2 separate regions of the Homo sapiens genome follow, and region 1 is linked to region 2. Evidence: read pairs that join two places in POLR2A ChIA-PET (ENCODE). Cell type or tissue: MCF 10A. All regions are shown on one strand. Links, peaks and the distances in the headings refer to the core of each region. The heading gives the core; the rest is flanking DNA. Region 1 overlaps EEA1 (early endosome antigen 1). Region 2 overlaps EEA1 (early endosome antigen 1).

Region 1 (16,953 bases), core at 3,381-11,380, 52 kb after region 2:
TTTTGTTTTGGTTGTTTTTTGAGTTGGGGTCTTGCTCTGTCACCCAGGCTGGAGTGCAGTGGTACAATCTTGGCTCACTGCAACCTCCACCTCCCAGGCTCAAGCGATCCTCCTATCTCAGCTACCCAAGTAGCTGGGACCACAGGTGCACACCACCACACCCAGCTAATTTGTTGTATTTTTGGTAGAGACGAAGTTTCACCATGTTGCCCAAGATGGTCTCAAACTCCTGAGCTCAAACGATCTGCCCACCTCCGCCTCCCAAAGTGCTGGGGTTACAGGTGTGAGCCATAACGCTCAGTCCACCATTGTACTGTCAGCAAAAATCAGAAAGTCCTCAAGATGCAAGTTCAAGGAAGAAGAAAAAAAATCAGAAAGTTCTCAAGATCCAAGTTAAAGCAAAAAAAATCAGAAGATGCAGAACTAAAATGCAGATCTTCTGATTCCTTTGACAATGCTTTCTCTTTTCTTTTTTTTTTTGAAACAAGAGTCTTGCTCTGTCATCCAGGCTGGTCTCACTCTGTCATCCAGGCTGGAGCATAGTGGCACGATCTTGGCTCATTGCAATCTCCACCTCCTGGGTTCAAGCAATTCTCCTGCCTCAGACTCCTGAGTAGCTGGGACTACAGGCACATGCCACCATGTCCAGCTAATTTTTTTTTGAGTAGCTGGGACTACAGGCACATGCCACCATGTGCAGCTAAATTTTTTTTGTATTTTTAGTGGAAACGGGGTTTCACCATGTTGGCCAGGCTGTTCTCGAACTCCTGACCTCAAGTGATCCCCCCACCTTGGCCTCCCAAAGTGCTGTGATTACAGGCATGAGCCACAGCGCCCAGCCGGCAATAGTCTCTTTTCTACACAAACTAAAACTACAGTGATTCAAGTGGTGCAAAAAAGACCAATGCAGCCCAAGTTATCAAGTCCCCATCACCTACCACTCAAACCAATCATTACCATCCAGCTCCAATACTTGATATGACACCATCAGAGACACATTTTGGAGGGTTAAAGGTCTTTTCCCCCTGTACCATTTATCACTTAGCATTATCATTCATTAAAATCTAGGTGTTACTTTTATATCAAATTGCTTTTTGGATGAATCTGAAACCTAGTAAAACACTGGGTAAAAAGAGATTTAGAGCACAAAAACTGACTCAATAATACTCATCAAAAATATATATGGTATATGCTAGCATTATCCACACTTTACAAATGAGGGAACCAAGGCATAGAGACTAAGTAAATTGCCCAAGGTCAGATGGGTAATAAATGAAAGAAGGGATTTTAATTAGAGCAGTGTGGCTCTTAATCACTAACCAATACTGCTTCTCTGTTAGACATCTCCACTGAAATGCCCCTCAATCACCCAAGATTCAAAACACCTCACTACATATTTGCCTCAACATGTGAACATCCTGTACATCACTACTAAATGTTCAACCTAAATCCAAATAAGGATGAATTCATAATGCTATATTCATCAAAATGATTATAAAAACTATATACAATGGAAAAATATACACAGTATGATTTAAATTATATATAAAAACTACTGATATAAGAAAAAAGATTAAAAAGAAATATTCCAAAATTCAAATAATGATTTCTGTAGCAAGACAGGAATCTTCATTTTTATTTTTTTCAGTTTTCATTTTGCTACTTTTTTTTTCAGAATTTTAGATCCATACTTGAATTGCTTTTATCTTGAAAAAAATGTTTTATGTTAAAGATAAGCAAACCTCCAGTTTAATAGCCAGCATTCCTTTTTTTTTCCTCATGCAGATACTTTGCACATTTATTTACAGGCATATCTCATTTTATTGTGTGTCTCTTTATTGCACTTTGCAGATGTGGCGCTTTTTAGATATTGAAAGTTTGTGTCAACTCTGCCATCAAGCAAGTCTATTCCTGCCATTTCTTCAAAAGCATGTGCTCACTTTGTATCTCTGTGTCACATTTTGGTAATTATCATAATATTTCAAGCTTTTTTATTATTATCATATCTGTTATGGTGACCTGTGATCAATGATCTTTGAAGTTACTACTGCAATTGTTTTGAGGCACTACAACCCATACCCATATAAGATGGCCAACTTAATTGATAAATGTTGTGTGTGTTCTGACTGCTCCACTCACTGGCCATTTCCCAGTCTCTCTCCCTTCTCCTTGAGCCTCCCTATTCCTTGAGACACAACCATATTAAAATTAGGCCAATTAATAACCCTATAATGGCCTCTAAGTGTTCAAGTGAAAAGAAGAGCTGCTCATTTCTCACTTTAAATCAAAAGCTAGAAATGATTAAGCTTAATGAGGAAGGCATGTGGAAAGCTGAAACAGACTAAAAGCTAGGCCTTTGTGCCAAACAGCCAAATGTGAATGCAAAGAAAAAGTTCCTGGGGAAATTAAAAGTGCTACTCCAGTGAACACACAAATGATAAGAGCACAAATTGCTGAGAATGTTTTAGTGACATGGATATAAGTTCAAACCAGCCATTAACGTTCCCTTAAACCAAAGCCTAATTCAGAGAAAGGCCCTTCAATTGTACGAAGGCTGACAGAGATGAGGAAGCTGCAGAAGAAATGTTTGAAGGTAGCAGAGGTTGGTTCATGGGATTTAAGGAAAGAAGCTGTCTCCATAACATAATAATGCAAAGTGAAGCAGCAAGTGATCATGGAGAAGCTGCAGCAAGTTATCCAGAAGATCTAGCTAAGATAATTGATGAAGATATCTATATTAAGTAACAGATTTTCAATTCAGAAAAAAACAGCCTTCTATTGGAAGATGTCATCTGTAACTACTATAGCTAGAGAAGAGAAATCAATACTGGGCTTCCAAGCTTCGAATTCCAAGCTTCAAAGAACAGGGTAATTCTTGTTAGGGGTTAATGCAGCTGATGACTTTTAAGTTCAAGCCAATGATCATTTATACCGTTCTGAAATTCCTAGGACCCTTAAGAATTACGCTAATGCTACTCTGCGCTCTATACATAGAACAAGAAAGCCTAATTAATAGCACATCTGTTTACCACATGGATCACTGAATTTTTTTTTTTTTTTTTTTTTTTTTTTTTTTTTTTTTTTTGAGACGGAGTCTCACTCTGTCGCCCAGGCTGGAGTGCAGTGGCCCGATCTCAGCTCACTGCAAGCTCCGCCTCCCAAGTACATGCCATTCTCCCGCCTCAGTCTCCTGCCTCAGAGTAGCTGGGACTACAGGTGCCTGCCACCAAGGCCGCCTAATTGTTTTTTTGTATTTTTAGTAGAGACAGGGTTTCACCGTGTTAGCCAGGATGGTCTCGATCTCCTGACCTCATGATCCACCCGCCTCAGCCTCCCAAAGTGCAGGGATTACAGGTGTGAGCCACTGTGCCTGGCTGGATGACTGAATATTTTAAGCCCACTATTAAGAGCTGCCACTGGAAAAAAAAAAAAAAATCCTTTCAAAAATATCACTGTTCATTGACAATTCACCTGGTCACCCAAGAGCTCTCCTGGAGGCATACAAGGAGTTTAATGTTGTTTTCATGCCTATTAATATAACATCCATTCCGCAGCCTATGGATCAAGGAGTAATTTTGACTTTCAAGTCTTATTATTTAAGAAATATATTTTGTAAGGCTATAACTACCATAGATAGTGACTCCTCTGACAGATCTGGGCAGAGTGTGTGGAAAACCTTCTAAAAAGGTCACCATTCTAGATGTGATTAAGAACATTTGTGATTCATGGGAGGAAGTCAAAATATCAACACTAACAAGAGTTTAGAAGTTGATTCCAACCTTCATAATGACTGTGAGGGGTTCAAGACTCCAGTAGAACAGATACGGTGGAATCAGCAAGACAACTAGAATTAAAAGTGGAGCCTGAAGATGCGACTGATAATTTTCTTTTTTTTTTTTTTCTTGAGACGGACTTTTGCTCTGTCACCAGGCTGGAGTGCAGTGGTGTGATCTCAGCTCACTGCAACCTCCACCTCCCAGGTTCAAGCGATTCTCCTGCCTCAGCCTCCCGAGTAGCTGGGACTACAGGTACGTGCCACCACGCCCAGCTAATTTTTGTATTTTTAGTAGAGACAGGGTTTCACCATGTTGGCCAGGATGGTCTCGATCTCTTCACCTCGTGATCCACCCACTTCGGCCTCCCAAAGTGCCGGGATTACAGGTGTGAGCCATCGCGCCTGGCATGACTGATAATTTTCACAATAAAACTTTAATGGAGGAGGAATGGCTTCTTAGGGATGAGCAAAGAAGGTGGTTCCTTGAGATGAAATCTGCTACTGGAGAAGATGCTGTGAACACTGTTGAAATGACAACAAAGAATTTAGAATATTCCATAAATTTAGTTGATAAAGCATCAGCAGCTTTTCGGAGGATTGACTCAAGTTTTGAAGGAAGTTCTACTGTGGGTAAGATGCTATCAAACAGCATGCTACAGGGAAATCTTTCATGAAAAGAAGAGTTAATCAAAGCAAAACAGCAAACTTCATTGTTGTTTTATTTTAAGAAATGCCACAACTCCAGCCTGACCAACATGGTGAAACTCCGTCACTACTAAAAATACAAAAATTAGCCAGGCGTGGTGGTGCGTGCCTGTAATCCCAGCTACTCAGGAGGGAGGCAGGAGAATCGCTTGAATCCGGGAGGTGGAGGTTGCAGTGAGCCAAGATCGCACCACTGAAAGAAAAGAAAAAAAGAAAAAAAAAGAAATTGACACAGCTATCCCAACCTTCAGAAACCTCCACCCTGGTCAGTCAGCAGCTATCAGTATAGAGGCAAAACCTTCCACAAGCAAAAAGATTATGACTAGCTGGGCAAGATGGCCCACATTTGTAATCCTAGTGCTTTGGGAGGCCAAAGAAGGAGGATCGCTTGAGGCTAGGCATTTGAGACCACTCTGGGCAACATAATGAGACCCCATCTCTACCAAAAAAATACAAAAATCAGCAAGGCGTGGTGGCGTTCACCTGTAGTCCCAGCTACCAGTGAGGCAGGAGAATAGGGTCTGGAGGCAAGGAAACTAAGGCTGTTTCATGGCAACTTCCTAGAACTAAATTGAAAGGAAAACCCTAACTTTCCACACCTAAGTAACAAAAGGACCACAGGCTACTCCCTTTGACCTTTCCTTTGACCTTTTCTGCACAGATGGGAAATTGGCTATCCACAACAAATCAGACTGATTGTGGGCAAGTCTTCATTTGCATAGAAGTATAACTGTGTAGCTTTACCCTAGGCTCTGATTGGTTGCCTTTTGCAACCAATCAGATGTTTGCACAGGAGTGTGACCTTTGTAACTTTACTTCAGCCTCTGGTTGGCTGTTTTCTGCAACCAATCAGACTGAATGTGGGTTACCACTTCATTTACATGAGGTGAGCGTGAAGTGGCTAATCAGAAACGTCTAGGGGGTATTTGGACCCAAGAAGATGCTGTATCCAGGCCCTTGAGCTGCTGCTCAGGCCCACTCCCACACTGTGGAGTGTACTTTCGTTTCCAATAAATCTCTGCTTTCGTTCTTTTGTTGCTTCATTCTTTCTTTGCTTTGCTGGGCGTTTTGTCCAATTCTTTATTCAAAACGCCAAGAATCTGGACAACTTGCAGTCACGACCCTCTACCAGTGACAATAGGAAGGCTGAGGCAGGAGGATCACTTAAGCCCAGGAATTCAAAAATGCAGCGAGCTATGATCACACCATTGCATTATAGACCGGATGACAGAGCGAGACTCTGTCTCATCAAAGAAAAAAGATTACAAATCACTGAAGGCTCAAACGATTGTTGGCATTTTACAGCAATAAAATATTTTTTAATTAAAGTATCTATTAGACATAATGCTATTGCACACTTAATAGACTACAGTATGCCGTGAATATAATTTTTATATGCACTGTGAAACCAAAGAATTTATGTGACTCGTTTTATTGCGATACTTGTTTTATTGCAGTGATCTAGAACCAAGCCCGCAATATCTCCAAGATATGCCTATATACAAGTATGCCTATATACTTGTATAATTTTTATATAAATCAGGAAACTAGAACAAGTACAAAATAACAACCAGTAATTAAAGCTACAGAGAAATTCCCAAACTCTTCTCAAACATACTTCCTCAAAGAAGGGTATAAGATTAAACTTTTATTTTATATTCTGGATAGAGTATTAACCTAGCATGCCATGACAAAGGGGAAATAAAATGATCTTGAACCTTTTTTAAAGTACTTATGTTCTTTAGGATTCTCAGAAGAACTCAGGGTTCTGTGAGGTTCTGTCAACTAAAGAATGACAAAGAAGGAACATTATGGCTGGGTGAAATGGCTCACGCCTGTAATCTCAGCACTTTGGGAGGCTGAGGTGGGTGGATCACTTCAGGTTAGGAGTTTGAGACCAGCCTGGCCAATATGGTGAAACCTCATCTCTACTAAAAATACAAAAATTAGCTGGGCATGGTGGTGCACACCTGTAATCCCAGCTATTCGGGAGGCTGAGGCAGGAGAATTGCTTGGACCTGGGAGACAGAAGTTGCAGTGAGCCGAGATCGTGCCACCGCACTCCAGCCTGGGTGACAGAGCGAGACTCCATCTCAAAAAAAAAAAAGAAGAAGGAACATTACTTGTGTAACTATGTCTTCTTTTTTTTTTCCTTTTTTTCCCTTTTTTTTTTTTTTTTTTTTTTTTTTTTAGAGACAGGGGTCTCAGAATGTTGCCCAGGCTGGTCTTGAACTCCTAGGCTCAAGTGATCCTTCTCCCACTTCATCCTCCCAAAGTGCTGAGATTACAGGCATGAGCCACTGCATCCAGCCTATGTTTCAATAAAGATGGCTAGAGAACATCAGAGGCACACTTCAGAAAGAGACAGGTATCTTACTCATGAGTGAAAAAAAAAAAAAAAACCACAAACATTGTTTAGAGATGGAGGAGGCAATAACTGTATCCTGTCCAAGAATAGTAGCAACCACCACACCAAGGCTTATCCAAAACAGGTAGAAAGTGGCAGAATTTCAATAAAGTACTAAAGATGAAGAATGCAAAATGAATCTCTGGCCAAAGGCAAAAAAAAAAAAAAAATGAGAGGAGCTGGATATGAGGGGTCTCCATTTGGTTGTCGATACCAGGAGACAGTACCCACTACCCGAAATGATGAAATTGTAAGGCTTTCATCCTCAGAGAAGTCAGAGAAGGTTAAGCCAACTGAATACATGAGTGAAATAAACATGAATTTTAGATACCACCAATCTAGATCAAATCTCACTTCAGCCTAACTTCAATTTGCTACAGGCTTTAGAGAGGCTGCACTTTATTGCCAGGTCTTGGAGCCTGAGCACTACCTCCTGCCTCAGCGTGGTCGCTGACCCTTCTTCTGGGAGGTTTCCACTTTCTAGACAAGCAGACAAAGCTTGTGAAATAATCAAAGCAGTGATGCCAAGGATGTCATGGCAGAAGGCCTGGGTTCCTGAGTCACTGAGAGCTCAGAGGGCTGGATTTGACATTCCTGATGCATTACACAGGCACATTCATCCTGCTGACACTGTAATCTGTCCTCATTGGGAAAGTTAGGATCATCTTCCTGGGCACTGAATAGGGTCAGCTTTTAATCTGGTCTCTTCACTTTGTAGTGGGACAAAAGGTGTTGGAAGAATTAGGGGAGAGGGTGCAGTGGGCCTCTACTTTCTCCTTCCTCTTGCTCGTTCTCATTTTCTTTGTCCTTACAATCTTCCTAAAATGCCTATGCTTTTTTGGAAGTTGATCTAGCTTTCTTTTCTGGACTGGAGGCACAGCAGGATATTGTGAAACCTCAGCCACATGACTCTTGGGTGTCTCCTCCAATGGCTCTGATAATGATTCCAAACTTCTCTTCAGAGGGTGAACTTCCATTCTCCCTTGGGTGGAATTTATCTTCCACATCTTGAGTATTTGGTGATGAACGTTCAAGTCTTTAGTGACATGTTTGGGAGACTGGAGATTCCTAAAGTCTGTCACTGAGGACTTTTTTTTTAAAACCTACTATGCTGATCCTAGCCAGCTTTGCAGAAACAAGGAATCACAACAAAAGGGACCAAAAGTCAAATGATATTTTTAAAATGGTAGTTAGCACCCTGACTGTTTCCAATGACGTATCCTTAGCTATCACTGATACAGGAGATATACTCATTTCAGATTTCTCCCCTCGACTTATCTAAAGGCATTCAATGGCCTTCAGAAATAAAGTCCTCAAGTTGTTCTTAGCCTAGGGAATCTCAGATTTCCTAGTATAGTATGGAAGAGCAGGCCTCAGTCTCTACAGTCCCTTTAAACTTTCCCAAAATCTAACATTCTAAAACTGTCTAAATTTATCCAGAGTATGTCTTTACTGTGTGTTTTTTTTTTTACATTTAATGCCCACAAAATTTTCTTGTTTTAATATCAGCTACAGTTCTGCAAACACCAAAGCAAAATTCTTTCCCAAAATAATATAATTGAGACATGAATTTATAAATAAATAAAAGCCAGCTCTGGATTTAATGATACACTCATGGATGTGGCAAAAAGTAAATGGCGAAAATGTTTTAAAAGAGCATTTAAATTTTTTTTTGTAGTTGTTTTTTTTTTTTGTCTTGTTTTATTTTTTTGAGGCACAGTCTCACTCTGTCACCCAGGCTGGGGTACAATGGTGTGATCTTGGCTCACTGCAACCTCTGCCTCCCAGGTTCAAGTGATTATCCTGCCTCAGCCTCCCCAGTAGCTGGAATTACAGGTGCCCGCCACCACGTCCAGCTAATTTTTGTATTTTTAGTAGAGACAGGGTTTCACCATGTTGGCCAGGCTGGTCTCTAAATCCTGACCTCAACTGATCCGCCCACCTCAGCCTCCCAAAGTGCTGGGATTACAGGCGCGAGCCAACACGTCCAGCCTAAACTGGATATTTAATATAAAGAACCGTTCTATAAAACTAGAAATTCATTTTTGATTCATTAACATTTCAATAACTTCACACTACGATGGTATTAAGAACAATGAAAGACACTGGAAACAGGAAGTTATACTTCCAAAGAACTGTATTTTCCTCATTTCTGTTTCCTTTATTTTTCCAGATGCCAGATGGCTTTTCACCAAGGTTTTCCTTGACTGAGCCGAAGTAAGCAATTCAAAGAAATATTGTACTTTTTTTTATTTTTGTAAAGATGAGGTCTCTGTATGTTGCCTAGGCTCATCTCAAACCTATGGGCTCCAGTGATTCTCCTGCCTCACCCTCCCAAAGTGCTGGGATTACAGGTGTGAGCCACCATGGCCACCTGAAATAAGGTACTTCTACATAAACCTATTATCATCACCAAAAATACCCTTTCTCAAATTTGCCTACAATAATCCTAGTAAATATACCTAAGTAAAGCCCAAGAGGCATGGGGAGTAAACAGAGAAAAAAACAAGGAAACCCTCACAAGTCAGGGGTTTTTGATGTCCATATTTTAAATATACTCCTCATGATTGCTGTTAAATTATCTAAGAACTTCTTGTTTTTTTTTTTTTGAGACGGAGTTTCACTCTTGTTGCCCAAGCGGGAGTGCAATGGCATTATCTTGGCTCACTGCAACCTCTGCCTCCCAGGTTCAGGCGATTCTCCTGCCTCAGCCTCCCAAGTAGCTGGGACTACAGGTGCACGCCACCATGCCCAGCTAATTTTTTGTATTTTTAGTAGAAACGGGGTTTTTCCATGTTGGTCAATCTGGTCACAAACTCCTGACATCAGATGATCCGCCCACCTCAGCCTCCTAAGGTGCTGGGATTACAGGCATGAGCCACCGCACCCAGCCTTCATTCTTATTCTATTTTTAAGCCACTAAAATTCCTTTATTTCAAGGAGAAGCCCAAAAACAATAACACTAACCCTAAATAAAGCATATAAAGCATTCTAACTTTTTCACTTATAAAAGTTTTATTTTGCAAAAAGAATGGGATTGGAATGATTTATGCTAAAAATTTAAAGTGATAGGCTGGGCACAATGGTTCACATCTGTAATCCCACCACTTTGGGAGGTCCAGGTGGGAGGATCACTTGAGCCCAGGAAGTCAACGCTGCAGTGAACTGTGATTATGCCACTTTACTCCACCCTGGGCAACAGAGTAAGACCTTGTCTCCACAAAAAAAAGAATTTCAAATATTATTAAGATGGAACCAATCTTAAAAACAAGGTACACAATGGACCAAAAATAAAATGGAAACATAGAGTATCCAGGATTCTGGAACCTAAAACAGGTAGAGGCAGCTAAGTTCAGTAATAAGAACCAAAAACGCCCTGGATGCGCAAGGTAACAAGAAGCCAGGCCCACTGTGAGAACTTAGTAAGCGGGGCAAGGCAACTATCCCTTGCAATGAATAGAAACTCTTTAAAAAGCTGTAAATCCGGCCGGGTGCGATGGCTCACGCCTGTAATCCCAGAAGTTTGGGAGGCCAAAGTGGGCATAACACGAGGTCAGGAGTTCGAGACCAGCCTGGCCAACAGGGTGAAACCCCGTCTCTACTAAAAACACAAAAATTAGCTGGGTGTGGTGGCGGGCGCTTGTAATCCAAGCTACTCAGGACGCTGAGGCAGTAGAATCATTTGAACCTGGGAGGCAGAGGTTGTAGTGAGTCAAGATTGTGCCACTGCACTCCAGCCTGGGCAACAGGGCGAAATTCTGTCTTAAAAAAAAAAAAAAAAAAGGCTGTAAATCCTGCCACACACTGTTTAGGCCCAAAGTTTGAGCAGAGCTTTTCCAGGTAGAGATGAGAGGGCATTCCAACCAAAGCATTATTTGTAACAGCTTATAAATCATAAGCAACCTATATGTTCAAAATGAAGAAACTGTTAACTAAACTACGACGTAACTGTTCAACAGTCTTTTTTTTTTTTTTTTGAGACGGAGTCTCGCTCTGTCACCCAGGCTGGAGTGCAGCGGCGCGATCTTGACTTACTGCAAGCTCCGCCTCCCGGGTTCACACCATTCTCCTGCCTCAGCCTCCCAAGTAGCTGGGGTTACAGGCACCCGCCACCACACCCGGCTAATTTTTTTTGTATTTTTTAGTAGAGACAGGGTTTCACCGTGTTAGCCAGGATGGTCTCAATCTCCTGACCTCGTGATCCGCCCACCTCGGCCTCCCAAAGTGCTGGGATTACAGGCATGAGCCACCGCGCCCGGCCTGTTCAACAGTCTTGACAATTAATGGGATAAGTGTGTAGGTTATAAAAGCATGAAGGTTATGTAGAAAAATGAGAATGCAGTCGGAAGCGGTAGCTCACGCCTGTAATCCCAGCACTTTGGGAGGCTGAGGCAGGCAGATCACCTGAGGTCGGGAGTTTGAGACCAGCCTGACCAACAAGGAGAAACCCCATCTCCACTAAAAATATAAAAATTAGCCAGGCGTGGTGGCACGTGCCTGTAGTCCCAGCTACTCGAGAGGCTGAGGCAGGAGAATCACTTGAACCCAGGAGGCGAAGGTTGTGGTGAGCTGAGATAGCACCATTACACTCCAGCCTGGGCAACAAAAGCAAAACTCCATCTCAAAAAAAAAAGAAAAATGAGAATGCATATGATATATGATACATCTATTGTGAGAAATTAAAAAAAGAAAAAACAAAAAGAAAGAAAAGAATGTATATGATATAAATCCTGAATTTGTCAAAGAGGTAAATACAACATTTGTATATATTATGACTTCAATTACATAAAAATACATACACATAAAGAGATTAAAAGGTAATCATATAAGACCAATGAGTTTTATGTTAGGATGATTTTTTTGTTGCTACTTTTCCCCCTCATATTACTGAATAGATGAGATTTGTGTTAAGATGATTTTATTAACCACCCACCTACTTCCACCCATAATTTTTTGTTAGTGTTGTCATATTACTTTTTAAAGTTTTCTGATTTTTTTTTTTTTGAGACGGAGTTTCTCTCTTGCTGCCCAGACTGGAGTGCAATGGTGCAATCTCAGCTCACCACAACCCCCGCCTCCCGGGTTCAAGCGATTCTCCTGCCTCAGCCTCCTGAGTAGCTGGGATTACAGGCATGCACCACCACCCCGGCTAATTTTGTATTTTTAGTAGAGACGGGGTTTCTCCATGTTGGTCAGGCTGGTCTTGAACTCCTGACCTCAGGTGATCTGCCAGCCTCAGCCTCCCAAAGTGCTGGGATTACAGGCGTGAGCCACCATGCCTGGCCAAAAGTTTTCCGATTTTTAAAAAACCATTTGGCCTTGACAAAAAGATCCAGAGAATTCTAATTATCAAACACTCACCATTAATGTTTAAGTAGCTACAACCAAACAGACCAACTAAAGGAAAACCAGCTACAACAAAACTATTTCTCTATTCACTATACTTCTGAACAAATGTTTGAGTTTTCCACACCAATTCTCTGCAGCCACCAACTGTATGTCCCACAATTTAATTGAATTCTGACACTATCTGGAATTAGCACAGACCTCACAGACTAAGGGATCAGTCCCTTAAGACTGCCCTCCCCTTCTAACACCAATAGCAAATAAAAGGTCCCCAGGTTACCCACACTTTTGTCTACTTTGGCTACATGTCGGGAACCCTCACAACTCCCCTCCTCAGGTTTGATAATTTGCTATAGCAGCTCAAAGAACTCAGGGAAACATTTTACTTATGTTTACTCTAAAAGATATCTTAAAGGATACAAATAAACAGCCAGATGAAACAGTATGTAAGGGAAGGTCTGCAGGGCTCCCAAGCACAGGAGCTTCTGTCCCCATGAATTTAGAGATACATCACCCTCCCAGCACATGAATGCATTCGACAACCAGGAAGATCTCCAAAATCACTGTTTAAAGTTTTTACAGAGGTTCCATTATGTAAGCATGATTGACTAAGTCATTGGCCATTGGTGATTAACTCAATCTCTAGCCCCTCTCTATGCCTGAAGGTCAGAGGGTAGGGTCGAAAGTTCCATAGCCTTAATCTTGTGGCTAGTGTCTATGGCAACAAGTCCCCAACCTGAAGCTATCTAGGGGCCCATCAATATCACCTTATTAGCATAAACTCAGGTATTGCCAAAAGGTACTTATTATGAATGACAAATGACATTCCTTTCACCTCCATCACTCAAGGAATTCCAAGTTTTAGGAGCTCCATGCCAGAAACAAGAAAAAAGACCAAATATATATTTCTTATTATAACAATATTACATCAATATTTGAAATTATGAAAAAAATACATAGTATTCCAAGTATTTACTTCAAATAAGAACAGATGTTGGCTGGGTGTGGTAGCTCACACCTGTAATCCCAACAATGGGAGGCCAAGGCGTGCGGATCATTTGAGGTCAGGAGTTAAAGACCAGCCTGGCCAACATGGTGAAACCCCATCTCTACTAAAAATACACACACACACACACACACAAAGCTGAGCGTGGTGGCACACACCTGTAATCCCCTGGGGAGCCCAGGGCAGGAGAATCGCTTGAACCCGGGAGACCGAGGTTGCAGTGAGCCGACATCACGCCACTGCACTCCAGCTTAGGTGACAGAGAGACTCTGTCTCAAAAAAAAAAGAACAGATGTCTGCAATAAACAGGATATCCTAGACTGCTGGTAATAAAAACAAATTCATACTACAAGATCAGTATAAAACCGCATTAATCTCTGCAAAAAACTATCAAAGAAGCAAACACAAATTTGAGAAAGAACAGCACTTTACTGGGAGAAAAAATGTTATTGTTTACTTATGCAATATCTTAAAAAGAAATATCACTGTCACAGAAGTTTTAACAACCTAAAACTTTTTTGAAATAAATGATTTATCTATTGCAGACTAGTTGTTTACTGAGTATAATTTAGACATATATATATATATATTTTTAATAGGCAAAATCTCACTCTGTGACCCAGGCTGAAGTGCAGTGGCACAATCATGGCTCATCGTAGCCTCAAATTTCCTGGGCTCAAGCCATCCTCCCGCCTCAGCCTACTGAGTAGCTAGGACTACAGATGAGTGCCACCACACCTGGCTAATTTTCTTTTCTTTTCTTTTCTTTTTTTTTTTTTTCTGAGACAGGGTCTTACTCTGTCACCTAGGCTGGAGTGCAGTGGTGTAATCTCGGCTCATTGCAACCTCTGCCTCCTGGGTTCAAGATATCCTCCCACCTCAGCATCCTGAGTAGCTGGGACTATAGGCACATGCCACCACACCTGACTAATTTTTGTATTTTTTTTATAGAGACGGGGTTTTGCCATGTTGCCCAGGCTGGTCTCAAATTCTTAGGCGCAAGCAATCCACCTGCCTCAGCCTCTCAAAGGGCTGAGATTACAGGCATGAGTCATCATGCCTGGCCCTGGCTAATTTTCTTTAAGCAAAATTCTTTCTAAAACTGGAAAGGATACAAGTATTAGAAATTAAATAATATACAACTCAAAACCTTGGGGATTTATAAGCTATCTATAAGGATTTCTTATAAAATGTAACTTTAGGGGCCGGGTGCAGTGGCTCACGCCTGTAATTCCAGCACTCTGGGAGGCCGAGGCGGGCGGATCACGAGGTCAGGAGATCGAGACCATCCTGGCTAACACGGTGAAACCCCGTCTCTACTAAAAACACAAAAAAGGTTAGCCGGGCATAGTGGCGGGCGCCTGTAGTCCCAGCTACTGGGGAGGCTGAGGCAGGAGAATGGCATGAACCCAGGAGGTGGAGCTTGCAGTGAGCCAAGATTGCGCCACTGCACTCCAGCCTGGGTGACAGAGCTAGACTCTGTCTCAAAATAAAAAAAAAATTAAATAAAATGTAACTTTCAACACTGATTTTGTTACTCTATTTCATCTGCATCCCACCATAAAAACAAATTAGAAAGATTTTCACAAAAAGTTTGAAAAGCCATTTACTATATGCAGACCTTAAGAACAATGCTTTAAATACATTATGCAAGCCTTATACTAAATGGATAGACAAAGGGCTCTCACTAACCCTTTTCTACTATTAAGAGCTAAAAACGTAACATATAGATAAAGCGAGAAGTTATCTTTGCAAATAACAAATACTATTTCATGAAAAAAAATTCATGTAAAGTAATTGAGGGGTTCCCAGGGAGTTTTCATACTTGACCTCTTAGCTTATCACATACTCTTTAGGTAAATTCATTTACTCCCTTAATTTTCATTAACACCATTGCTGAAAATAATAAAACACTAACTTTAATCCAGACCTTTGCTGAGTTTCCAATTCATATTTTCCTGTCCTGCCAAATATATCTAATTGAATGCCTTGAGAGCACCACAAAGTCAGCTTATTCAAAACCAAATTCATTTATCTTTGCTCAAAGCTTTCACCCATCTACATTCTCCATCTCAGATTATAGAACCATCACACACTCATTTTGCCTAAATCCAAGGCATCACTCTTACTTGTCTCTATTCCTTAACCTTCACATCCAATCACCAAGTTAATTCAACTGCCCACTTAAATTTTGAATCTATCCCCCTTTCTCCATCTCCTTGGCCACTACCTTAATTCATGTTGCAATCATCTCTCACCTGGACGATAAAAGAGACCTAATATAGCACTCTATACCTCTACATCCACATTTGTAGTTGTTTACTAAGAAATCAAGCAATGGATTTCTCAAAGCATTGTAACCAAACCAAACTCTTCATTCATCTCAACACTTTACCATCCTAGGAAAAAGTTTACTTTCCTCACTATGTTCTCCAGCTTAGTCAATAATATCCTCATTTATCAAGAACTTCAGTTAAAACCTAAATGAACTATTAACCAGGCATGGTGATGGGCACCTGTTATCCCAGCTACTTGGGAGGCTGAGGCAGGAGAATCACTTGAACCCAGGAGGCGGAAGTTGCAGTGCACTGAGATCACACCACTGCGCTCCAGCCTGGGTGACAGAGTGAGACTGTCTCCAAACAAACAAACAAACAAAAATTAAAACCTAAATGAACTAAAACAGATATTTGCACACCAATGTTCATAGCAGCATTATTCACAATAGCTAAAACATGTAAATAATCCAATGTCTGTCAACGGATGAATGGATAAACAAAAGGTAGTATATACATCCACAATGAAATATTATTCAGCCTTTAAAAGGAAGAAAATTCTGATAACATGCTGCAACATGAAGCTAGAAATAATTATGCTAAGTGAAATAAACCAGACACAAAAGGATCACTATCGTATAATTCCACTTATATGAGGTACCTAGAACAGTTAAATTCATAGTGACAGGAAGTGGAATTGTGGTTACAGTGGGTTCAGGGGAGGGGAGGAATGAAGAGTTATTGTTTTATGAGTATGGAGTTTAGTTGTAATGATTGTACAACAACGTGAATACATTTCATGCCACTGGATTATACACTTAAAAATGGTAAAAATTGTATCTTTTAAATTACGTATATTTTGTCATAATTTAAAAAAAATTTTTTTAAAACCTAAATAAGTATTATATTGCAGGCATTACCATACAGACAAAATAATTATTTTAAGTATTTAAGAATGCAGAGTTTCTACTACATATCCTTTTGGGATATAGCACAAAGCCAAAAAAAATTGCTAAAAAAAGAAACAGTAAAATTAATTCAATAATCTTAGCCATAATATTCATATTGTTAATTTTAAAGCTATTTATGTATATTTTAGCAAAAAACATTTGCTAATGTTAAGAACCAAGATATTCAGTATAAGAAAAAATGATATAAATACAGAATCAAATAAGTAAAAAACCATTTTATATCTTAAATTTGAATTATCATTTGGGTTTTTGTTTCATTTTTTTCCTGAGACAGAGTCTGGCTCTCTCACCCAAGCTGGAGTGCAGTGGTACAATCTCAGTTCACTGCAACCTCCGCCTCCCAAGTTCTAGCAATTCTCCTGCCTCAGCCTCCTGAGTAGCTAGGATTACAGGCGTGCACCACCACACCCAGCTAATTAGTAAAGATGGGGTTTCGCCGTGTTAGCCAGGATGGTCTTGAACTCCTG
Region 2 (16,953 bases), core at 4,213-12,212:
ACTGTTTTTATATTGTACAATAAAATGTATCAAAATTTGGAAGATCTGAGTAACTCAGTGAACCAATATTTTCCACATGACTAATGCATGATCTTATAAAATCACGCACAGGAAAAGATCCACTCAAAAGGCAAGATAGATCAAATTTTAATGTTACAGTGTACAAAAAGTCCACTGACTCGGTTTCAGATTCCACATTGTCACTAACTTTTAAGACACTATTATCAAATTTGAGCACAGTATCAAATAAAGAAAGCCACAATTATCTGAAAAAGTATTAAAATATTCCTTCCTTTTCCAACTACATATCTGTATGAGACTAAATTTTCTTCATATACTTCAACCATATACTACAATAGATTTAATGTAAAGGCAGATATGAGAATCTACCTGTCCTATATTAAGCTAGACATTAAAGAGGTTTCCAAAAATGTGAAACATCACAACTATTCTTGCTGAATTCTTTTGTTTTAGAAAATGGTCATTTTTCATAAGAAATGCTATTTATGTTAATATTTAATGAGTTAATGTTTTTTAAATAAATTAATATTTTTAAATTACTTTTAAATTTCGATATGACAAGTGTCCATAGATATAACCTCACCCAAAAATGGCTCTTTGGAGTCCTTAATCATTTTGAGAATGTAAAAAGAAGTGCTTGCCAAGGGCAGCAAATTACCCTGAAACTTCATGGCAGCAAATTACCCTGAAACTTCATGGCAGCAGCCTAAAACAATATCTATTATATCATATAGTTTTTGAGGGTCAGGAATCTAGAAGTGGCTTAACTGGGTGATTTCACCTCAGGGTCTCTCATGAGGTTATAGTAAGCTGCTGGCCAGAGCTACAGTTTCTGAAAACTTGACTAGGATTGGAGCATCTACTTTCAAGCTCATACACATGGCTGTTGGCAGGAGGTTTAATATTTATAGCTAATTATATTTCTCTTTATTCCCTTATGCCCTATTTTTTTCTTTCTTGACTTTTTCCTTATTATATTTCACGAAAATGTTAAGTTATTACAACTTAACCAACACATTCACATCTCTGAATAAAAGGGTTTCATAACTCTCTACTGCCCCACCACCAAAAAAGTAAAGACAAAGGGAAAAAGTATTAATATTAGTACCTCCCCTAACCCCAAACAAAATACTATATGTTGCTCTTTATTTTTTGAGATGGAATCTCACTCTGTGGCCCAGGCTGGAGTGCAGTGGCATGATCTCGGCTCACTGCAATTTCTGCCTCCCATGTTCAAGTGATTCTCCTGCCTCAGCCTCCTAAGTAGCTGGGATTACAGGCATGTGCCACCACACCCAGCTAATTTTTGTATTTTTAATAGAATGGGATTTCACCATGTTGGCCAGGCTGGTCTCAAACTCCTGACCTCAGGTGATTTGCCCGCCTTGGCCTCCCAAAGTGCTGGGATTACAGGCGTGAGCCACCGCACCTGGCCAATGTTGCTCATTTATAAAGAAACAATACAGAAAATACTAACATTTAAAAATACAAAACAAAGTTGAAGGCTTATCTTCCTGATTTTAAAACTTATTACAAAGCTACAGTAATCAAAACAGTGTGGTACTAGCATAAAGATGGACATAGAGTCCAATGGAATAGAATAGAGAGCCAGAAATAAACCTTTGCATATATTGTTGCTATGGTCTGAATGTCTGTGTCCCCCCAAAATTCATATACTGAAACTCTAACCCTCAAGGAGATGGTATTAGGAGATGGGGCATTTCAGAGGTAATTAGGTCCTCAGGGTTGAGTTCTCATGAATGGAATTACAAAAGAGGCCCCAGTGAGGTCTCTTGTTCTTTTCACCATGTGGGACACAGTGAGAAGGCACCATCTATGAACCAGAAAGCAATGTTTCACCAGACACCAAATCTGCTAGTGCCTTGATTTTGAACTTCTCAGCCTCCAAAATAGTAAAAAATAAATTTCTATTGTTTATAAGCTACCCAGTTTATAGTATCTTATTATAGGAGCCCAAACAGACTAAGACAATGGTCAAATAATTTCTGACAAGGGTGCCAAGATTATTCAACGGGGAAAGGACAGTCTTTTCTACAAATGTTGCTGGGAAAAATGGATATCCATGTATAAAAGAATAAAATTAGACCCTTACCTTATACTATATACAAAATTAAATCAAAATGGATCAAAAACCTAAACATAAGACCTAAAAATTAGAAAACTCTTATAAGAAAACAAAAGAAAAGCTTCATGACACTAGGTTTAGCAATGATTTTTTGGATATGACACCAAATAGACCTTAACAAAAATGAAAGTAGATAAATTAGACTACATCAAAATTTAACATTCCTACAGAATGGGATAAAATATTTGCAAATCACATATCTGATAAGGGGTTAATATCCAGAATATATAAAGAACTCCTACAACTCAATAACAACAATGAAACCCAGTTTTGTTGCATATGGCCAGCAAGCACATTAAAAAATGTTCAACAACGTAGTCATTAGGGGCATGCAAATCAAAGCCACAATGAGATACCACCACCCTATACCCATTAAGATGGCTACTCTCAAAAAAGAAAAAGAAAGTAAGTGTTGGTGAGGATGTAGAGAAACTGGAACCCTGGTACAGTTGGTGGGAATATAAAAGGGTTACAGCCACTATGGAAATTAGTATGGCAGTTCCTCAAATAATTAAAAATAGAATTATCATATGATCTACCAATTCCACTTACAGGTAAAGAATTGAAAGCAACGTGACAAAGAGATATTTGTACAGCCATGTTGAAAGTGGCATTACAGCCAAAAGATTGAAGCAATCCAAGTGTCTATCAGCAGATGAATGAATAACATATATACATACAACAAAATGTTATTCAGCCTTAAAAACAAATTCTGACAGAAGCTATAACACAAACGAACCTTGAGGACACTATAAGTCAGTCACAAAAAGACAAATACTGTTGGATGTAGTAACCCAAAGTTGAAAAAATTTAAAAAACAACATTTTTAAAAGACAAATACTGTATGGTTCTATTTATATGAGGCACCTAGGGTAGTCAAATTTTAGAGACAGAAAGTAGAATGGAAGCTTCCAGGAGCTAGAGAGAAGGAGTAATGCAGAGTTAACAGTTATAGAATTTCAACTTTGCACAATGAAAAAAGTTCTAGAGATTGGTTTGCACAATAATGTGAACATATTAAACACTAAAAAAAAAAAATAAGTCACATTGTACTATGCCAATATATTTTTTAAAGTATGTAAGATTAATATTTAAAATACATAAAATCAATTTGCTATTATATATAGCTTTAAAATTCTCACCTGATTTTTTTGTGTTAATTCATTAACTGAACTTTTCAGTTTTTGTAGTTCCTGTACATATACAGCAACTTCCTGGGGGCCTTTGGCAAGTTCACTCCTTAGCTGGCTTATTGTGGCCTAACAAAACAAAACAAAACAAAAATTAAAGCAAACTAAATTGTCTAAAAGATAAAAAAAATGAAAGTATATAAAGGTTTTAAGAAAACAAATTTTTTGTTGTTGGAATTTTCAATTTTGTTCTTTATCCTACCACCTATACTGCCACATTATGCTTTTTTCGGCTTACGACAAATTTTTACAATTTAACTAAGATGCATAACTTCATTTATTTAGTAATACATAAAATGAAAATCTGGCATCCTACTTTAAGTTTCTGAAGTATCAAATTGCAAACCTAAATTTACTGGTTCTTAAACTCTATACTTCAATCTTCCAGAATTTAAAGATAATATGCCAGTTATATCTACATTTCCTCCCAACTTCTATAGCATAAAATTATCCTTTTACTTTAAGACATGTATATACAAACATGCAACACAGAGCTTGATATTAGTGAATCATCTTTCTAAATTGTAAAGAAAATATCTTTGTCCAAAGAAGTTACCAAGCTGAAGTTATACACAGCTTCCTTAAGCTAGATCACTATATGGTCAGGTATAACCGTCAGGCATGAACTTGCTTTAGTGCATTTTAATTATTATTATTTTTTTTTATACAGGGTCTTGCTCTGTCACCCAGGCTTGAGTGAAGTGGTACGATCACAGCTCACTGTAGCTCTGAGCCTCCCCGCTTCAAGCAATCCTCCCACATCAGCCTCTCAAGTAGCTAGGGCTACAGGTGTGTGCCATCACGCCCAGCTAATTTTTTTATTTTCTGTTGAGACAGGGTCTTACTATGTTGCCTAGGCTGGTCCCCAACTCCTGGGCTCAAGCGACTCTCCCACTACGGCCTCCTGGGATTACAGCCATGAGCCACTGAGCCCAGCCCATTTTAATATTTTAAAAAATGTGAAAATCACTTTTTATTACTAAAGCAACAGTTTGATCATTTAAAAATAATATAAGACAAAGACAGGTAAGCAAAGATCTTGGAAATAATAAATTTCGAATACATAAAAGCTGAACCATTACAGAGAAAGACGAAGTATTTTTTTTTAAGTATGGTCTGCTGCAAATGACATTGACAAAATAACTTTCTATTATATTAATATTTCTAATATTGCTTATCGGCTTTACTTTCCACTTTATTTATAAAGTTACAATCATTTCCAGTGTCTATTTCTTTATTACTGAATAAACTTTATAATATGAATAAGATACAAGTTTTAAATTTTTTCTTAATACTTATACTTATTCATATCATATATTACAAATGAGTGCTTTCATCTTCAAGGGAGAAATCTCAGAAGGCTACTAACTTATCACGGCAACAATGCTATTATTTAAGAGATCATTGGCTGATCTTCTTTTGGAAACCCTTCCAGAGTGTGTGGAACTTATTTTTTTAAGGGATTCTCAGTGGTGGTGTATCCTCATCCATTTTATGGTGGCTTTGATTCTAAGTTTTGGAAACCAACAAGTTTATAGGCAAGGTAAGTGACTGAACTGAAAGATCAAACACTTGGGCTTATTTTATTTTAATAATTATTTTATTTAATAACCATTTTATTTTAATAACTTGGGCTTATTTTAAAAATCAGAAGGTAAGCGATTGGACTGAATGATCAAATTCTTGGGCTTATTTTAATAACCATAAATTAACAAAATTAGTTTTTTTAGTGTGTTCCAGATGGGCTAAAAGTCAATGAAAATAAGTTTCAAAAATGCTTTTAGGAATGGAATATGTCTGAGATATGTGCATGGCCTGACCTTTTTGGGAAAACATTCACTTAAAAGTACAAATTCTGATGCAATGAAAGGCAATCTGTAACATTACCATATTGTTACACCTTATACACAGTGCTTCAGTATCATATGTAACAGCTGATATGTTAATATATACATAATCTTATACAATTCAAAGAAGAAAATGTTGAAATATTCATGTATTTTCAACTACACTCAAGTTAAAGGCCTACCCTAAAACCATCTGTCTTAAACTGAACATGTAACCTTGAAATGGATTTAGCTACTGTGAGTTTATTTCAAATTACTATTTCTAATAATTTTGAATCCCAAAATTATTTTGTTAGTAGGGTAACAATTTGACTATTTTAACTCACTATGTTTTAATCATATAGCAAAAATGCCAATTTATTACAAAATAAAATATCACATTTAAATCCCTACTTGTAAATATCTTATCAAAAAAATTTGCACAGGTTCCTGGCACATAACGCACAGAAATAATAACAGTATATATTAAAATGCAAATTATGTGTATATCTCATTAAATATCATGATTTCATATTGAAGTTCATAAAATTTATTAAGCCAAGTGTAAGGTCTATCTTGCTGATAAATTCCAACATGTAGAAATAAGAATTTCTAGTAAGAATAAGAATAGAATTTTCCTTATTAAATAAGGAAAATGTAAAGCAAACACACTCCAAAATATCCTATTTTAGAGCTTTTTTGTATCCTATTTTATAGCTTTTAGATATGCTCTTACTGTATAAGGTTAACAACTAAAAAACTGGACATTAAGTGTATCATTTACACTTTGTACAACAAATTTGGATATTGTGAAAACTAAAATTTTTATATAGATAAATTCCAGCACTTGAAACTTTAAAATTTACTCAAGGGGACAATAAGGAAAGATTTGGGAAGACTTATACATCCAGAGGCCAACTTTAGTTATGAAGAAGAGGAGTGAGGAGAGTGAATTCTGGAAAGGCTTCCCCTTTTCTATTGCACATTATGAATCATTAATCTTTTACAATAATCACATATTATGTTTATATTTGGGGAAAAAATAAAGATTAAAGACAGACAATAATTACAAAAGACAAAAAGTAAATACAATCCCTCTTCAGATATCACTATGGGTGAAGTTCAAAGATCTCTATTCATACTGACCTTCTTCTCTAATAGGCCAAGATTGTATGTGCCTTGGACTTTAACCTTCTCCTGGGAATCCTAGCTCCCACTGCTTAACTCTGACTCTTGCTTATTTCATTCTTCTCACACATATCCTCCATGAGATCTTCCCCGACAACTCTAAAACTGTTCTAAAGTATTCCCACTTCCACTACCGCCCATATGCACTTTATTTTTCTTCCTCGCAGCCCTTATTATTACCTAGCTTTCTATCATGATTCAGTGTACTTGTACAGTCTGTTGTTTGATTTCCACAAAGGATTAAGCCTTATGGGAGCAAGCATTCTGTCTTATTCAGTATTTTAATCCCCACACCTAAAGTAGTCCCTGACACTTGGAAGACCCAAAAAGACTCACTAAAGGAATGAGTAATTATACCTCCAAAGAGATAATAGATATTTATTTCCAAGGAAACAATATATTAGATCCTATAAAAAGTTTGCACTTCCTTGGTTTTCTGAAATGTTATTGAATTCAATACTGAATTTTTACTAAAAAACTTTACAAAATAAGGAAAGATATTTCAAGCAAACATCCTGCTGGTGCATTAGAATTAAAATTATTGTTTTAATATGCTACAACTATAAGTAAATAATCATTTTAAAATGGTTGAAGCTATGCATGATTAGCAAAACAAAAATGAGCATGTCTTCAAAGCTCTAAGATTGCCTTAAAACATAAAATTGCCATATAACAATTGAAGGTGACACATTAAGGGTATTATTAATATTAAAAAGCCTCCCAAAATCACATTACCTCAAGTTTAAGCATCTCCATTAGAAAGCAGAAAAAGTAATAACAAAATGGTGGATGAAAGGTGGCAGACAAGACTGACAAAAGTACACACTGAGCACATAATTAAAATGACCAAACATGCCTACACATCTAGTCTCTTAAAGAAGCATACTTTAAAAGATATTTAAATACTTTCATAGCTATGCATGGGTATAATCATACTTATTCCATATCTACATGAACATTTTAGCACTTAAAACTGGGATTCAATGAGTTTATTTGGAAAAAAGTAAAATTCTTTAAAAATCATTTCCATTAAATACTACACCAAATATAAGTTGATTACAGCTTAGATATTTTCAATAATGTAGATTTGTATAAATATACTTTTTAACCTTTAAATCCTCAATTTCCAATCCATAAAACAGCCAATTATCTATAAAGAATTTTCAAATGCTTTAGAATGAGATATTTTCTATATGCCTTCAAAAATACCCAGGCAAAAAGAAGTCAATGAATTCATAAGGTATGCATTCAATGAAAATAATAAACACAAGGACATACATAGTTAATAATGTACACCAGATTATGTATCTTCAGCCCCAACTAGGTATACTAGTCAAATAAACATTTATTTGAGCTAAATGTTAAAACACATATTCCTAAAATTGCCATTAATTTTGTTTGAAATAAATGTTTACTTGAGATTTTAATTTTTTTTCTTTTTTTGAGACAGAGTCTCACTCTGCTGCCCAGGTTCGAAGTACAGTGACATGATCTTGGCTCACTGCAACCTCCACCTCCCGGGTTCAAGGGATTCTCCTGCCTCAGCCTCCCAAGTAGCTGGGATTACAGGCATGCGCCACCACACACCCGGCTAATTTTTTGTATTTTTAGTAGAGACAGGGTTTCACTGTGTTGGTCATGCTAGTCTTGTACTCCTGACCTCAGGTGATCCACCGCCTGGGCCTCCCAACGTGCTGGGATTACAGGTGTGAGCCACTGCACCTGGCCCTTAAAAATAAATTTTTAGCTTCTTTAATTCCTTTGTATGTGTTTTGTTTCTGATGCCAATATTTAGGTTTGGTAAAAACAGCAACATCCATAATAAAAATTGTTGTATTAAGTCCTATAATTCACTAACATACTTAATTGAAAATAACTAGAATTGAATTTTAATAAATTAATAAAACGTCATATATTCAGATTAAGGAAAAGCTAAAAAACAAATGCAGTTATAAACAAATAAATGAGATGAAGTAATTAGTAATTTTTTTCATATGGAAATGGTATGACACAACTCAAAAGTATTTTAAGCTATTACCCAATACAAATATTACAACACACAATATGGCAAAATTAGAAAAGTAATTAACAATAAGTTTTAGGACAAGATTAATAGCACAAATTTACTTAAAAGGCAATCATCAGACCACCTAAATTAGGAGACAACATAATAAAAAGGGAATGACACAGGCTTTGGACAAAACCTGAGTTCCAACCCTAGCTTTTATATTAGGTGTGACCTTGAACAATTTACTTAATCTCATTGCCTCTCAGATTCCTCACATGTAAAACATACTTAATAGTTAACTTACAGGGTTATAAGAAACAAATGCGACCACGTTTTAAGTGCCTAACATAGTATCCAAAACCTACTGGTGCTCAAAAGAGTAAGAGTTTGTTTCTAATAATAATATTATTCTGACTCTTAAGTTACCATTTCCTAAAGTTATTCAAAATATTTTAACATAGCCAAGGTCTCATTCATCACTACATATCTATTAATTAAATAGGTAATAAGTATTATTATTTTATTAAAAATATAATGAAATATTAAATCACCTATTCAGTTACTCAGCACAAATAAGTTCCTTTCTAAATTTATTTCCAAATACTTGAAAAGATAAATTTTTATGAAAATTTAAATGAAAACACGAAGAACTGATTTCTAAGCCATTTTCCTTCTTTCCTAGAAATACCTTTTCTAGAAAAAAAAAAAAAATCACCATTTCTTACAAAGCCCTGTTTGCAGGAGGAGACGATGGAGGGAGACACTAAATTCTTTCACCTCCCTATCTTTCATAACTCTAGTCATAGAATGGGTGTGGTGACTCACATCTTTAATACCAACACTTTGGGAAACTAAGGCAGAAGGATCTGCTTGAGGCCAGGAGGTCAAGACCAGCCTAAGCAACATAGCAAGACCCCATCTCTACCAAAAATAATTTGTTAAATAAAGAAAAACAAAAAAACTCTAATCATAGCTTTTTCATCTTAAATGACTTATTCTCCTTAGATATAAAGGTATTTTAATCTACAATAGAAATATAAATTCATAAAACACTAAAAATTCTTAAATAAGAATTTATTAGAGTAACTCTTAAATATTACTTAGAAATGAGTAATTCTTAAATTAGAGTAACTCCTAAATGTTACTTAGAAATGTCTTCCCATTAGCAAGTTATATTATATTCTCACCTTTTTTTTTTTTTTTTTTTTTTTTTTTTGAAACAGGGTCTGCCTCTATCGCCCAGGCTAGAGTGCAGTGGTGTGATCATGGCTCACTGCAGCCTCAACCTTTTGGGCTCAAGCAATCCTCTCACCTCAGCTTCCCACCTAGCTGGGAGTACAGGTACGTGCCAGCACGTCTGGCTAACTTTCTATAGAGACAGGATTTCACCATGTTGCCCAGGCTGGTTAAACTCCTGGACTGAAGCAATCTGCCTGCCTCAGCTGCCAAAGTCCTGGGATTATAGAGGTGAGCCACCATACTCAGCCTGTATTTTTTTTAAATGCAAGTAAACATGTAAATTTATTTTCCTTGTTAATGTTCTATTTGTTTAAAAAGTATATGCATAACTCCAAAACTTGCAGCTGGAATAAGTCAGAGAGGACTCAACTTTAAAATACATATTCCTAAAACTGACATTAATTTGGTTCTGTTTTAGTCACCATAATACATTTATTTTAAAATTTCAAATAGCATTTAAGATATTTTTTAATCAAAAGGGAGTGTATTTTTTTTTAATTTGAGAAATACCAATAGGCAGACATATCTAAACAAAAATAGTTCTTACTGATACAAAGAAATAAATGACTGGGTTCACCCTGGTTTAGGTATTTTGACATTAACATCTGAATAGCACTTTTCCTCATGAGACTTCTTTGATTCAGCCTCTCCTTGATTTCACATTTGTACTTATAGATTTATCATTGTCTTCTGCTGATTAATAATACCAGTAGGACAAGAGCTTTTAACTGGCTTCAGTAAGTTCATGAACCACCTGAAATTGTTTGAAAATTTTTGGAATTAAGTGTTATTGGGCTACAAAGTGTCAATTTTGGAAAAACTGCATCCAAATATCATAAGTTAGAGAGTGTAGTGTTAGGCATCATAAGGCCTTACATGCCTATGTGTGTTATATCCACAAACTTTCACCATCTCTTCCCATAAGATAAAGAAAGATTTTTAAAAATGAATTAGACATGGGTTATCTATAATACTTATACCCCAAAGCTTGATGACATGTTATATTTGTGAATAGAGTGGCTTTTAGATCACCAGTTACAAAACTCTAAGGAAGAGATTCAAATTAAAATGTTACGGTAACAACTTTTTAAACTGAAAATATGAAAATCAGAGGTCTACTTTACATAAGGGAGCTTAAAGACTACAAATAACAGTAGTCATAACAAAATGTCTCCTATAATAAAGTAAAAAGGACAAAGGCTAGGATTTTTAAGCACATTTATGTATTATACATCTTAGAGTTTATTAAATGCTGACATATTATACAAGGGATTTACAGGCCAAAGTCATGTCATGTAAGAAATAGTAGAAGAACTGAAAATGTTTATCTTGGAAGAGAAATACTCCGAATAAATATGAGCAGTCTTCAAATACCTCATGTGGAAAGAGGAACAATTTATTCTGTGTAATTCCTAAGGACAGAACCAGAACCAGCGCATGTAAATTACAGGGAAACAAATGTCAGCTCAATAAAATAGACTTAGGAAGAAATATGCACACCGTACACCACCTAGCAAGGATTGTGGATCACTTAGCAGGGTTGGCATAAAGGGAAGTTCTGGACTGAATTTAGACTAGTTCAAGACTTCTTTCAAATTCATAATTCAAAGTCCATCAATTAGAAATAAGCTTATGGCCGGGTGCAGTGGCTCACGCCTGTAATCCCAACACTTTGGGAAGCCAAGACAGGCAGACCGTCTGAGGTCAGGAGTTCGAGACCAGCCTGGCCAACATGGTGAAGCCCCATCTCTACTAAAAATACAAAAATTAGCCAAGCGTGGTGGCAGGCACCTGTAATCCCAGCTACTTGGGAGGCTGAGGCAGAAGAATCACTTGAACCCGGGAGGTGGATGTTGCAGTGAGCTGAGATCACGCCACTGCACTCCAGCCTGGGTGACAGAGCAAGACTTTGTCTCAAAAAAAAAAAAAAAAAAAAAAAAAAAGAAATAAGCTTATTACAAAATAAGCCTTTCTTAAATATATTTTCTAAACAAAATTGGTAATATAATTGTAGAAAATGCTATCATTCTTCCTTTAAAGTCAATTACCATTTATCAACCAACCTTGAGTAAATTTAACCTTAAATATCATGTCAACAATATATATATTAAACAGAATAATAATCTTTATGCAAATATTCCTGAGTGTCTAGCTTTATAAAGCAAAACATACTGAGAGACCACATTGACTATAAACAAATATTATTCAGATCAAAAATGAAAGAAAGACAAATATTTTGATAGGCCACTCAGAAAAATCTCAAATCCTGGCTTCACTCAATAGTATACACTACACAAGCTAATATGAATCACATTTAAGTACAATGAACTTCATTACCTCTGAGCTAGCATATTGTGACTGCAATTTTTTGCATTCATCTTTGAGTTTTTCAGATTCTCGCTCACGTTCCAAGGTCATGTTATCCATTAGTGTTTGAACTTGGACCAGTTCTTTCTTTAGCACGGCAACATCTTCTATACCAGGTCTCTGAAGCTGTGAAACAACACATTTTAATTAAAAATTAAAGTGAAAAACTAAAATAATACACATTTTTAGAATCATTTCACTACAAAGGAATCAAAAGGGAAACAATCATCAATATCAATTTTTAGACTTCAAACATTGAACACTGATATCTTCTCCCACAATAAGCCACTTCCTCTTCCCATCCTACCTCATATTTAATAGTATTAATACTCAAGGTGCTGTATAGTAAATTCACAATTATCTTTACTACTTTATTTGTTTTCCTTCCCTTCACAAACTACATCTATTGGTCATAACAGTGACTTGAAAATGCTACATTCCTTCTTTTTCTATCCTACAAAACTGGTAATAAAAATGAAGGAGCAAATGAAAGCATAGAGTTTGCTCCAGGTTGGATGTAGTTAATTTATATATTTATTGAGAGCTAAATAAAGGAAAGAAAGTCAAGGACAGATCCAAGATTATTAAGTCTTGGGAGAGTATTAGAGATGTATGGTTCCAATAACAGAAATACAGTAATGAGGAAACATGATTACTTTGATTTTATACTTGTTGAATTTGAAATTAAAGCTAGAAATTCAACACAAAGTACCCTAAAAGCAGATGGATTTATAAAACAAACATGCAAGAGAAGACCAGGATCAGAGATGCAGATATGAAAACTACTAAAATGACAGATGATATTTAGATAGAAACAACAAAAATGTTAAGGTAGTAAGTTACGTATCATAACATTCCATTTTTATTTTAAAAATCATATACAGAATATATATGCAGGTGGTAGAATATAGGGAATTGCTTATTTCCTGATTTCACTCAAATTATATTTTTAAACATTTTCCTTCAGGGTATGTATTTTATTTTTAATTTAGAAAGGTATAAGAGTACATCTCAATAAATAATTCCTAAATTACCAGTTCCGTCTTCAGATCTTGAATTACAGTTGCCTCTTTGTTTAATTCTTCTGTCAGACGTGTCACTTTTTGTTCAGCAGCTTCTCGAAGACTCCTTTCTTCATCATACTTTGACTTTATATCTAATTAAAGATAGTTATATAAATATTAGTTTAAGGGGAGGACAGTTTTATAAGTTTCCATATATTACTCTGCATATCTGTATATCACTCTAATTCAAATTCACATTCCTTAGATAACCATAAATATATACAGTAAATTTATACTTCTAATTACATGAAATGAACTTAAAATTAACTGTCTACATAAATTCCACTCAACATTAAGTTAATAATTAGCATTTTAATGTACTTAATCACATATTTTACCTAAAAGCACATGTTAAAAACATATATATGTAATAGTATAACCAAGTGTTACATTTATACTACATTATTTACTTCACTTCTTTAAAATGTTCCTTTTTAATCTTTAAGCATGCCACAGAAGAAAATGTATCTTCTCTAAATTTCAAGAAGAATCTACAAAGAAACACCAGTCCTTTGAAGGCAGGCAGCTAGAGGACAAACAAAATAATTTACATAGCAACTCTGAAATCATTAAATTCCATTAATCACCATTGGAAGTCTATCACAAATGCTTTAACACACTAAAATACTATATTTATTGCTAGGGTATATAATGGCAAAAAGGTAATGAGATTGATTTATTGGCTAAAAAATTCTAACTCAATTTACCTGCAATTTCAGTAGCAAGTTGGGCTGCTTTCTGTTCAAATAAGTCTTTCATTTGCTTAATATTAAAATTTTCTGTTTGGGCTTCTTCTAATTGCTGTTCCAAAGACTGTAGTTCTACAAAAAAGTGTCGCAGTTATTCAAATACCATGTTAATTACATATGCTAAATTGTTATTACTTATATTTATTACAGTTGTAAAGATGATCAACTTAAGTTTATTATCCAATTACAAGTAGTATTTTGACACTTCAAGAAATTAAGTATATCTGCTTCACTTAAGGTACAAATCATAATTTACAAACATACACTACAAATGAAATGAATATTTAGAATCACTGCTAAATAATCTATAAATATTTTATTACAAGTTATTTTGATTTCACATTTCACAGTTATTTTCCCATATCCATCAAATGACCAAAAAGGAATACACCCCTTATCTTTTTTTTAAGAGATGGGGTCTCGCTATGTTACGGAGGCTGATCTTAAATTCCTGGGTTCAAGCCATCCTCCCCTATCAGTATCCCAAAGTGTTGGGATTATAGGCATGAGCCACCAAGCCTGGCTCAAAAAGGAAAACATTCTGCTCCTCTGATAAAATTAGTTATAAAGCGGGATGTTGGAAATGGTTAAGATCTCAAGGCCTTTTAATTCATTAAAGTATGCAGTCAACTCCTAATACTTCATCATAAAGAAAATAAACTATCTTACTCTTAATATAGACTTAAAATTTCATTAAACAACCATATTAATGTAATATTCCAGAAGTTTCTTACTTCAAAATATAATGAACTAAAAAAACTAAACTTTTAGTTAACTGATTAAATTATGAAGTTCACATGTAACTCTCTACACCTAGAATATGACCATTATCTTCACTGTTTTAGAGTCATAAAGCATAACCATGAAACAAAATTCATTTGGCAGGCATCAAAGAAAAAGAAAGGAAAACAAATAAGAAGAAAAAGAAAACTGACAAAATATCTGCTTTAAGTAAAGTTACCTGCTGATGAATCAGTCACCAACCCATCAGGTTTGGCCTCCTCAATTAAAACAAAAGACATAAACAAATGAATTAAAAGGAAAAGATAATACTGTTAAAATGGTCAATGTTAAAAAATCTCTGAAAGTCACTTTCTTTCAGGTAAGTAGTAAGATTTTGGTGAAAATTTAAATTTGGTGGTTTCCATTCTTCCAGATCTGTAAGAGACCAGCAGGCAGACTAGCCTAATGATCTAACTTCAGTTTATTAGTTCTAACATAGATTTTTTTGTATGTTAATATATATGAAGTTATTATGGTCATCTTAAATTCCATGAATTCAGTAATAAATAAATAGCACAATTATTGTAATTATAAATATAGATTCTAAAACAAATACTTAAGTCAACTGGCAACATTCAATCGTATTAGTATGTAGCTTTGAAATAACTTCTAACACTAACATAGTTTGCTACATGGATGCTACATATTTTGCTGTCATAAGAACTTGGAGTGTTATCCCCCTCCGCTCAAGCATGTAATACCTGTTAGACCCCATATGTGAGAACTTGGAATGAACTTCTCCTCTCTTCAGTAGTATTACATCAGACCTTATCATACCGCAGATCTGAGCTACTGACCTCAACTACTGGACTTCAAAATACATATTAACCAAAGAGTTTGAAAGATACTTTGAAAGCTTAGGCCATGGCAGGCTGCACTTTTTCAGCTGCTTTCTTTGAGACTGGCAGCTCATGCTGCAATAGGGCCATATCCTATTGGCCTTAGATCTTTGAGTCTCGGCAGCCAACACCTACATCTCCTCTAGCAGCAGGAGATCCCCATTGTCTGGGATCTCCACTGTTTTGGATGCCATCTCTCCAGAGAGACTGCTCATAAAAAAAGGTACACCTCAACCCTTTTAGACTTTACTTTTCACAAAAGCCTGCTTCCATCCTGAGAAAGTGACTAGACTTTAATAATTTTGGAACTCACCCACTATATGGTTAATATACCTCATCTATTGATATTCCCTGTAAGATTTGTTCATGTTATTTCTCTCCCTTTTAAGCACTGTGAACCGAAGAAAATCTCTCTTTGGCAATAAACCATGCAATTCATGAAATCATACTTCAAATCATGCTTCTTATTACAATCAAACAGAACACCTATAATAGTTGAACATTTGCATTAGTTAAAACATGCTATCAAGCTATCACTACTAAAACTTGCATTAGTTAAAACATCCTATCACGGCCGGGCGCGGTGGCTCACGCCTGTAATCCCAGCACTTTGGGAGGCCGAGACGGACGGATCACGAGGTCAGGAGATCGAGACCATCCTGGCTAATATGGTGAAACCCCGTCTCTACTAAAAATACAAAAAATTAGCCGGCCTGATGGCGGACGTGCCTGTAGTCCCAGCTACTAGGAAGGCTGAGGCAGGAGAATGCTGTGAACATGGGAGGCGGAGCTTGCAGTGAGCCGAGATCGCGCGCCACTGCACTCCAGCCTGGGTGACAGAGCGAGACTCTGTCTCAAAAAAAAAAAAAAAAAAAATGCTATCAAACTATCACTACTAAAAAAATTGGCTTTATAAGCATAAATTTTTAATTCAGGACAAGTCAACTTTAAAAGAAGCAGAAATAACAGATTCCATAAGGCTTAATTTGTCACATGTATTAGGAACAAAATAATATACTACCTTGGCATTATTTTTATATTTTAAAGAATTATACCCATCTGAAAGAGTTTAATAAGGCATTTCCTAGTATATCTGACTTTTTGTTTCTCTATACATTGAACTAAGACATACTGATTGCTAAGAACCTTAAGTATTTAAAATATATTTTCCCCAAAAGGTAAATTTCCTGCCAAGGTAACTTACATCTTGCACTGTGGAAAAGTTATTTAAGTGTATTAAATGTGAAATAGTCATCTCAAATGCAGTAAACAATTTCCACTCTGCTTTCAGATACAGAAAAGAATACAGCCCATACTCAATTAATTATTAATGGCATCTATATAAAACATGAGTAAATGAGTTATAAGTAATTTGGATTACTAAAAACTCCTTTAATGTTAACAGAATCACCAATTAGAAAAGCTGAGTAGTAATAAGACTGATTATCTTGTCATTTATTTATTTGTTTTTGTCTTTTTCAGTCCAACTGCCAATTCTTGGTGCAAAGGCTTTAAAAAGCAAACAAGCCTCAC

The links. ChIA-PET counts read pairs that join two places held together with the same protein. Peaks named below come from ENCODE experiments on the same cell type or tissue, not always from the same donor. Only the 100,000 strongest peaks of a DNase experiment are listed, where the experiment ranks them.
Region 1: POLR2A ChIA-PET joins it to region 2 with 11 read pairs; 6 of 35 experiments call an interaction of 5 or more read pairs at or near these places.

What each region holds. Positions count from the first base shown.
Region 1 is chr12:92,892,089-92,909,041 of GRCh38, forward strand. The region is part of intron 1 of EEA1 (early endosome antigen 1); the gene reads right to left. Among named protein-coding and RNA genes, the nearest start is that of EEA1, 29 kb to the right of the region's middle. In MCF 10A, for the core only: no CTCF peak of the experiment used is centred there; DNase peaks (open chromatin) are centred at 7,443 and 7,773.
Region 2 is chr12:92,839,156-92,856,108 of GRCh38, forward strand. It overlaps EEA1 (early endosome antigen 1), which reads right to left. Exons shown (of 29, transcript NM_003566.4): 6 at 14,760-14,799; 7 at 13,757-13,870; 8 at 13,020-13,141; 9 at 11,956-12,111; 10 at 3,310-3,426. Among named protein-coding and RNA genes, the nearest start is that of EEA1, 82 kb to the right of the region's middle. In MCF 10A, for the core only: no CTCF peak of the experiment used is centred there; no DNase peak of the experiment used is centred there.